Regions from separate parts of the Homo sapiens genome. Here region 1 is linked to region 2. A link is a loop called in an ENCODE intact Hi-C map of the cell type or tissue named here. Cell type or tissue: PC-9. All regions are shown on one strand.

Region 1 (4,000 bases), 61 kb before region 2:
TTGTCTTATTCCTGGAACAGTCCCTGGTAGGTGCTTAATAAATAATTTTAAAAATTATGTTGTTGAAAGAAATTTATATGGAATTAGCAGCTAAATAGCAAACTTCTAAATTTATATGGAATTAGCAGCTAAACGCAAATTTCTTCTCTGAGTTTGGAAAGTTGATGATCTTAGTTTGATCCTATGGGAGAAAAAGGAAGACAGCAAACAAGAGGCCACGATTTTTCTTTTGATGCTTCAGAGGGCCTATGTACTCAAAGTCTACAGTCTTTTAGTCCAGAAACTCTACATCCTCAGTCCTTGTTTGGTGGCCTGAGAGTCTCCGAGTGTTTTTCTGCCTCTATATCTCTGTCTCAGCCTCAAACAGGAAGTACTGGCTCATTTCTTCAAGATGGTGTGCATAGGATTAACATGTGGGGGTGGTAGGTGCCCTTGTTTGAGGGTTAATAAATATTTACGCACTAAAGAGTCTTGGTCTCAGACTGGTTTCTAAAACAGGCCAGTCTAGCCCACCTCTTCTGTCTTTTGAAGAATGAATGGTAAGATTAGTCAAGGTTTCTTGGCAGACAAACTTTCCTAATTTGAGCTATGCTCAGCAACTGGCCTTGTTGCAGAGACTAAGAAGAGAAAAGGCCCAGGCTTCCCAGCATCTTGCAAATCATCTTTCAGAGCCTGATGCCCTAGGGTTCCCACTTTGGTCACCTGGGCTCTCCTCTAAGTATAATAACTTGGTTTCCCAAAGATGCTCATCCTGCCAGACACCTATTCGTTTTCTTCAGAGGAGATCAATACACAAATAGCTTTTAGAGTAGCAACTCTACTGGGGTCAGGGATCGAAGTCTTTTATCAAGAGGGGTGTCATGTTTTTGGCTCTGACAACAATAAACCTTTGAGCTGTTTCTCCTCTTAGGTTAAAGTTCTTCCAGGAAGAGAGATTTATTTTTGTCATGCAGCATCTAAACATTCCTTATCCTGGTTTGGATGCTATGCTGAATTAACACTTTGCATCTCTAATATGCCCGTCTTGGAATTATCTCTATGTTCTGTAGTGAAACACTGGATCCTTTCCTGACTAGTTATTGCAGATTTTATTAATTTACTTACCCTAGAAATTGGAATCCCATTAAAATTTTAATAGAAGGTGTTTTTAACACAAAAAATGCCTTCTAACAAAAATTCAGGTTGAAGCTGACCACTATGAAGAAAAAAATAAGAATTTGTGAGACATATCTTCCCATATTCATATGGCATAATTTGGGGGAACCATGCCAATTTCATGTTGCCATGGTATGCTTGGGGTTAAGCTTTTATTCCATCACAAATCACTTTAAATTTGATTCATCTAAGTTTTGGACATTTTATTGGCATCAATCTGACTAAAGAAACAGTTAGGTTTCTAAAAATATCATAAGATTGATTCGGCACCTAGGAGTAGGGGGCAATTGGAAACCAGCTAAAGATGCTACAGGATCAATTTCCTTATTCAGGAAGACCATCTCTTTGGAAAAAAAACTTATCTGACTCCATATTGATCCCCTAAAAAGAGAATTAAATTTACATATTTGGTTACTGTGATTTCAGAGGTGTCAAGATAAGTTATTCATGTAAGCGAGTTGTTTCCACATGTTAAAACTCTGTCCAAGCAGCAGAAAAGTGCTTTCTGGGACTCAGAAGGCAGCGCTGGAAACTGCAGGAACATCTACCCCAGCTGTGAGCCTGCCATCAGCTGGAATTCACTAAATTCACTATGCCATTTAGAAAGACACTCCTAGCTGAAGGTCATACTTCCTTGGGTCTTTTCTCAAACCTGACTTTCTAAAGACTGCCCTAGTTTTTTTCTTCCTTCACCTGACCTCAGTGAAAACTACAATAAACCTCAGCGGAATTTCCACATGAGGAAGCAGTTGTAAAAGGAATTCTGGTACTCAAGTTCCCATTGTGGGCCCCGTGAGCTGAAGGAAAGGATATGCGGGCTGGGGAGGCAGGAATGGAGATAACCACAGAACCAGTTCCCCAAGTGGCTGCAGCCTGCCATGCACACTCTGACAGCCAGTTTGAGAACAAGCCCTGCAGAATGATTTGAGGAAGAATTTTTTTTTCTTTTTAGAGGAAGCAGGTGGGGAGAGTGAGGGAACTAACATTTAGTGCGGTTGGGGAGCTTTAAGGAAATACCTATGCTCCAACCCCATAGACTCTGCTTCGGATGACTTGGAGAGGAACTCAGGCACAGGTATTTTAGAAAGTGTCTTAGGTTTGAACCAAAATAAACAATGTCAGTATTGGATTATAAAACCAATAAAATAAAATAAATATCCATGAGTCCATGATAATTTCAATAAATAACTGAATAAATAAACAAATAAATGGAGGAGAAGAAACAGCATTTCAAGACAGAAAAATTCCAATAAACAATGTAGAAAAAATGAGGGACTAGGAAACCATCCTCAGAACGTTGCAGTAATTGTCGCAGGCAAGATGCACCAAATGAACAGAACATTAATGGGGAAAAAGATGAGGAGAAATAGGCTACCTGCATAACCTGAAAGTATCTCTCCCAAGTTATTTATTAATGACAAAGGGAAAAATACTATCTTTACAATAGGTAAACCCAGCAGACATTACCTTAACCAAGTGATGAAGGTTAACATTGCCAGTAATAAGACGTATGGACATCACATACTTCCTGTTATGAGATTCTGGGAAGGGCCTATGGCTTCTGTGGTATCCTTCTCAGTAATGCATAACCTCAATCTAAGCACAGGAAAACATTAGATAAACCCCAAGTGAAGGACATTCTATGAAATACGTGACTAGTCCTCATCAAAAGTGTCATGAAATGCAGGGAAAGCCTGAGGAACGGCCATGGATTTAGAGACTGAGGACACCTGATAAATAAATGCAAAGGGAACCTGGATTCGTTCTTGGAGGACATAAAGGACATTAGTAGAGAAACTGGTAAAATCTCAATAATGCCTGTAGTTTAGCTGAGCATTATACTCATGTTAATTTCTTACTTTTGATAATTGGACCATAGGAATGCAAATCCGCATTAGGGGAAGCTGGATAAAAGTTATATGAACTCTCAGTATTATTTTTGCAACCTTTCTGTAACTCTAAAATTATTTGAAACAAAAATAAACATATTTTTAAATAATACATATCATAACAACAAAGCTTTTTAGAAGATTCAAATGGTGGAAAGCTCCTTGAGATTCTAATATGCAGCTAAGTTTGAGACAACTGATTTTGTAAGTACCTGCTCAGCTTCTGCGCTTAACTGATGTGATCTCCTTTACATCCTCATCAGCCCTCTGAGGCAAGTATTGCAGCTCCCATTTGATAGGGAGCATCTGATACCCAGGGAGACAGTCCACTGCCTGGCTTTCAGCACACAACCTGACTTATTGTCCATCCAAGCTGCTGGACTTGACTATTTCAGCTCAGAACACAGTGCTCAGCACTCCACATACACTCACTTATTTAGTCCTCACAACACCCCTATAAGACAGTGTCAGTCCATTTTGTGTTGCTAGAAAAGAATACCCAAGTCTGGGTAATTTATAAAGAAAAAAGCCTTATTTGGCCCATGATTCTGATGTCTCAAAAAATTCAAGGTTGGGCATCTGGGGAGAGCCCCAGGCTGCTTCCACTCCTAGCAGAAAGTGAAGGGGAGCTGGCATGTGCATAAATCACAAGGCGAGAGAGGAAGAAGAGAAAGGGGGAGGTGCCAGGCTCTTTTTAACAACTAGCTCTGTTGGGGGCAAATAGAGTGAGAACTCACTCATGCCCCGCCCCAGGGAGGGCACTAATCTATTCATGAGGGATCTGCCCCCATGACCCAAACACCTGCCACTAGGCCCCACGTCCAACACTGAGGATCAAATTTCAACATGAGATTTGGTGGGAACAAACAAAACATATCCAAACTATAGCAGAGAGCTACTATTAGCACCCCTACTCTGCAGACGAGGAAACTCATGCACAGAAAAACTGAAGTTTC
Region 2 (4,000 bases):
AAGGCTACAGTAACCAAAACAGCATGGTACTGGTACCAAAACAGAGATATAGATCAATGGAACAAAACGGAGCCCTCAGAAATAACGCCGCATATCTACAACTATCTGATCTTTGACAAACCTGAGAAAAACAAGCAATGGGGAAAGGATTCCCTATTTAATAAATGGTGCTGGGAAAACTGGCTAGCCATATGTACAAAGCTGAAACTGGATCCCTTCCTTACACCTTATACAAAAATCAATTCAAGATGGATTAAGGACTTAAACGTTAGACCTAAAACCATAAAAACCCTAGAAGAAAACCTAGGCATTACCATTCAGGACATAGGCATGGGCAAGGACTTCATGTCCAAAACACCAAAAGCAATGGCAACAAAAGACAAAATTGACAAATGGGATCTAATTAAACTAAAGAGCTTCTGCACAGCAAAAGAAACTACCATCAGAGTGAACAGGCAACCTACAAAATGGGAGAAAATTTTCGCAACCTACTCATCTGACAAAGGGCTAATATCCAGAATCTACAATGAACTCAAACAAATTTACAAGAAAAAAATAAACAACCCCATCGAAAAGTGGGCAAAGGACATGAACAGACACTTCTCAAAAGAAGACATTTATGCAGCCAAAAAACACATGAAAAAATGCTCATCATCACTGGCCATCAGAGAAATGCAAATCAAAACCACAGTGAGATACCATCTCACACCAGTTAGAATGGCAATCATTAAAAAGTCAGGAAACAACAGGTGCTGGAGAGGATGTGGAGAAATAGGAACACTTTTACACTGTTGGTGGGACTGTAAACTAGTTCAACCATTGTGGAAGTCAGTGTGGCGATTCCTCAGGGATCTAGAACTAGAAATACCATTTGACCCAGCCATCCCATTACTGGGTATATACCCAAAGGACTATAAATCATGCTGCTATAAAGACACATGCACACGTATGTTTATTGCGGCATTATTCACAATAGCAAAGACTTGGAACCAACCCAAATGTCCAACAATGATAGACTGGATTAAGTAAATGTGGCACATATATAGCATGGAATACTATGCAGCCATAAAAAGTGATGAGTTCATGTCCTTTGTAGGGACATGGATGAAATTGGAAATCATCATTCTCAGTAAACTATCGCAAGAACAAAAAACCAAACACTGCATATTCTCACTCATAGGTGGGAATTGAACAATGAGATCACATGGACACAGGAAGGGGAATATCACACTCTGGGGACTGTGGTGGGGTGGGGGCAGGGGGGAGGGATAGCATTGGGAGATATACCTAATGCTAGATGATGAGTTAGTGGGTGCAGCGCACCAGCATGGCACATGTATACATATGTAACTAACCTGCACAATGTGCACATGTACCCTAAAACTTAAAGTATAATAATTGAAAAAAAAAAAACAAACCCAAACCTGCACATTTCTGGACCAGAACCTAGATCAACCAAGTCACCATTTCCACAGCAGGAGCAAGTTTGTACCAAACCATCCCATCTCCCAAATTGTTTTAGCACATAATTAAAAGGCAGGTACATATTAGATCAGAATTAAAGTAAGTCTCTTGCCTCTTGATGAACCAGGGAAATATCTGGAAAAGTTACAAGATATTGGCCATTTAAAGGATTAAATTCAGTACCTAAATCCCTTTTTTAATTACAGAAAAGGGCCAGATTTCAGATAAAACACAACACGCTACAAGGGAAATCCCTTACTGTCCCCTATTCCAAAGCTGGGAAAGCTGCCTGTCTTCCATTTGTTTAGGTATCTAGGGAAAATATCACATTGAATCCAAAAGGTAATTTTAACCTTTTTATTTTCCTACAGTATTGGAACAAGAATAAATTGAATCTCTCTGTCTGAAAAGAGCCAGCTGTGTAAGTTTACTCCCTTTCATAGTCACCAGATCTTAGTAATAATGAAAAAATGTTGCATGGAAATGATTCTAAAATAATTTCTATTCCAGGTATGAAAACACTGCCTGTCTTCTATAACAGGCTGGCTGTTATTTACGGAAGATGGAACTTTCAAGTAGTATCCTCAGGTAGGTAATTCAAACGGCAGAAACTATTCCACATTCTGCGGTCTATAATTACAAAAGAGAGTTTCATCTTCAAACATTTCACACATATTAGTCATGGAACTTTTAATGCCTCTGGATTTTTGATGGATTACTCAATGATGGTTCAGGTTTTGCAGAAGTCTCTGGGGAATTTTAAAACTCTGAACTTAAAAAAATGTAAGTTCTAATAATGAGAAAATACCAATATGTGAGTGGCATGTAAAGGAAACTAGGCTTTCTTTTCCTGCAAATAATGCTTTACATTCTGCTTCTCAGTGACCATAATTAATCTCTTTTCCAGTCAACACAGATTTTCATTGGTTATGAAATAAGAATACATTTTGTTTGAATATACAATATAATTGTCATAAACATTTTTTCCCTTTAAAATGTCATTTATGGAGTCTTTCTTTTTTTTAATTTCACTTTTTTAGAGACAAAGTCTCACCCTGTCACCCAGGCTACAGTGCAGTGGCACAATCATAGCTCACTGTAACCTCAAACTTCTGGGCTCAAGCGATCCTCCTGCCTTAGCCTCCTGAATAGCTAGACCTCAGGAGCATGCCATCATGTCTGGCTAATTTTTTATTTTCATTTTTTGGGTATGTTTTCAGCAGTGATCCACTACTCCTGGTACCAATTTACTGTATTAGTCTGTTTTCATGCTGCTATGAAGAAATACCCAAGACTGGGTAATTTATAAAGAAAAGAGGTTTAATTGACTCGTAGTTCCGCATAGCTGTGAAGGCCTCAGGAAACTGACAATCATGGCAGAAAGCACCTCTTCGCAGGGCAGCAGGAGGGAGGATGAGTGCTGAGAAAAGGGGGAAGCCCCTTATAAAACCATCAGATCTCATGAGAAGTCACTATCATGAGAACAGCATAGAGGAAACTGCCACCATGATTCAATTATCTCCACCTGGTCTCGCTCTTAACACATGGGAATTATTACAATTTGAGGTGAGATTTGGGTGGGAACACAGAGCCAAACCATATCAGATGGGGTCTCGCTATGTTGCTCAGGTTGGTCTTGAACTCCTGGCCTCAAGTGATCCTCTGGCCTTGGCCTCTCAAAGCATTGAGATTACAGGTGTGAGCCACCATGCTCAGTATACAGTGTTTTTATGCTAGCTTCAATCTAGAACTATTAAAGTTTCAAATATAACCTGAACTATAGACATTAAGTTTTATTTCTTTAGTATAACATGGAAAGAAAACATTGGATCTTGACATGATACCCACAATAGCATTCAAAGAGTAGTAATTTGGTTGCCTGGATCTTACTTATGAGGGCTCGTCTATTAAAAGTTCTAGAAAAGTTTCAATCCATATGGCAGGATCTTCCATAATACAGCACTGCTTTGTTGGAAACTTTCTACAGAAGTTTTTCAGGTCATTTTGATTCAAAACTAGGCTCATTCATTGTTGCCATACTCCATGTTTCAAGCAAAACATTCCTTCTCAATCCCTCACAACCTTATTGAGTTCCTTCATCCTTCTGAACCATTGTTCCTAACAGTCTTCTCTTTAAATATTCATTCTACCCTGTCTTGTAACTACGAAACTGTACAAACTCTGTGTACCGCCTACATGTGAAAACTAATCCTCTATCACTCAGTTTTACTTCCCAAGTTTCTACTCAACAGGTTTATTTTTCTCTTTTTGTTTCAAAATCATCTACTATGAAAAAAGCACACAAAGAATGCATTTGTTTTGTAATCTGCACTTGGTGAGACCTCACCTTTCCTCGCTTTGCTTTACCCAGCATATTGAAACAGTAAGTGTGACAGCCAATCAACCATTTACTTTTCTCCAGGGGTTCATGTGATGTTCCTGAAACTGACCCTTCTGAGAACTCTTCTTGTTAAAATATAACACATCCTGGTACAAATCCTGGAAGATTACTCTCATGCATTAAAGTGCCATTTTC

Evidence for each region. Hi-C counts contacts between places; a loop is a spot of excess contacts. Peaks named below come from ENCODE experiments on the same cell type or tissue, not always from the same donor. Only the 100,000 strongest peaks of a DNase experiment are listed, where the experiment ranks them.
Region 1: it touches region 2 in a loop (2.8-fold over the local background); 1 of 110 quality-filtered maps calls a loop at or near these places.

What each region holds. Positions count from the first base shown.
Region 1 is chr1:77,058,207-77,062,206 of GRCh38, reverse strand. The region is part of intron 4 of ST6GALNAC5 (ST6 N-acetylgalactosaminide alpha-2,6-sialyltransferase 5); the gene reads right to left. It overlaps MIR7156 (microRNA 7156), which reads right to left and starts at 2,064; the gene lies at 2,005-2,064. In PC-9, no CTCF peak of the experiment used is centred here; a DNase peak (open chromatin) is centred at 2,006.
Region 2 is chr1:76,996,899-77,000,898 of GRCh38, reverse strand. The region is part of intron 2 of ST6GALNAC5 (ST6 N-acetylgalactosaminide alpha-2,6-sialyltransferase 5); the gene reads right to left. Among named protein-coding and RNA genes, the nearest start is that of MIR7156, 61 kb to the left of the region's middle. RefSeq lists an enhancer at 1,532-2,731. In PC-9, no CTCF peak of the experiment used is centred here; a DNase peak (open chromatin) is centred at 2,078; H3K4me3 peaks cover 457 bases; H3K27ac peaks cover 2,942 bases.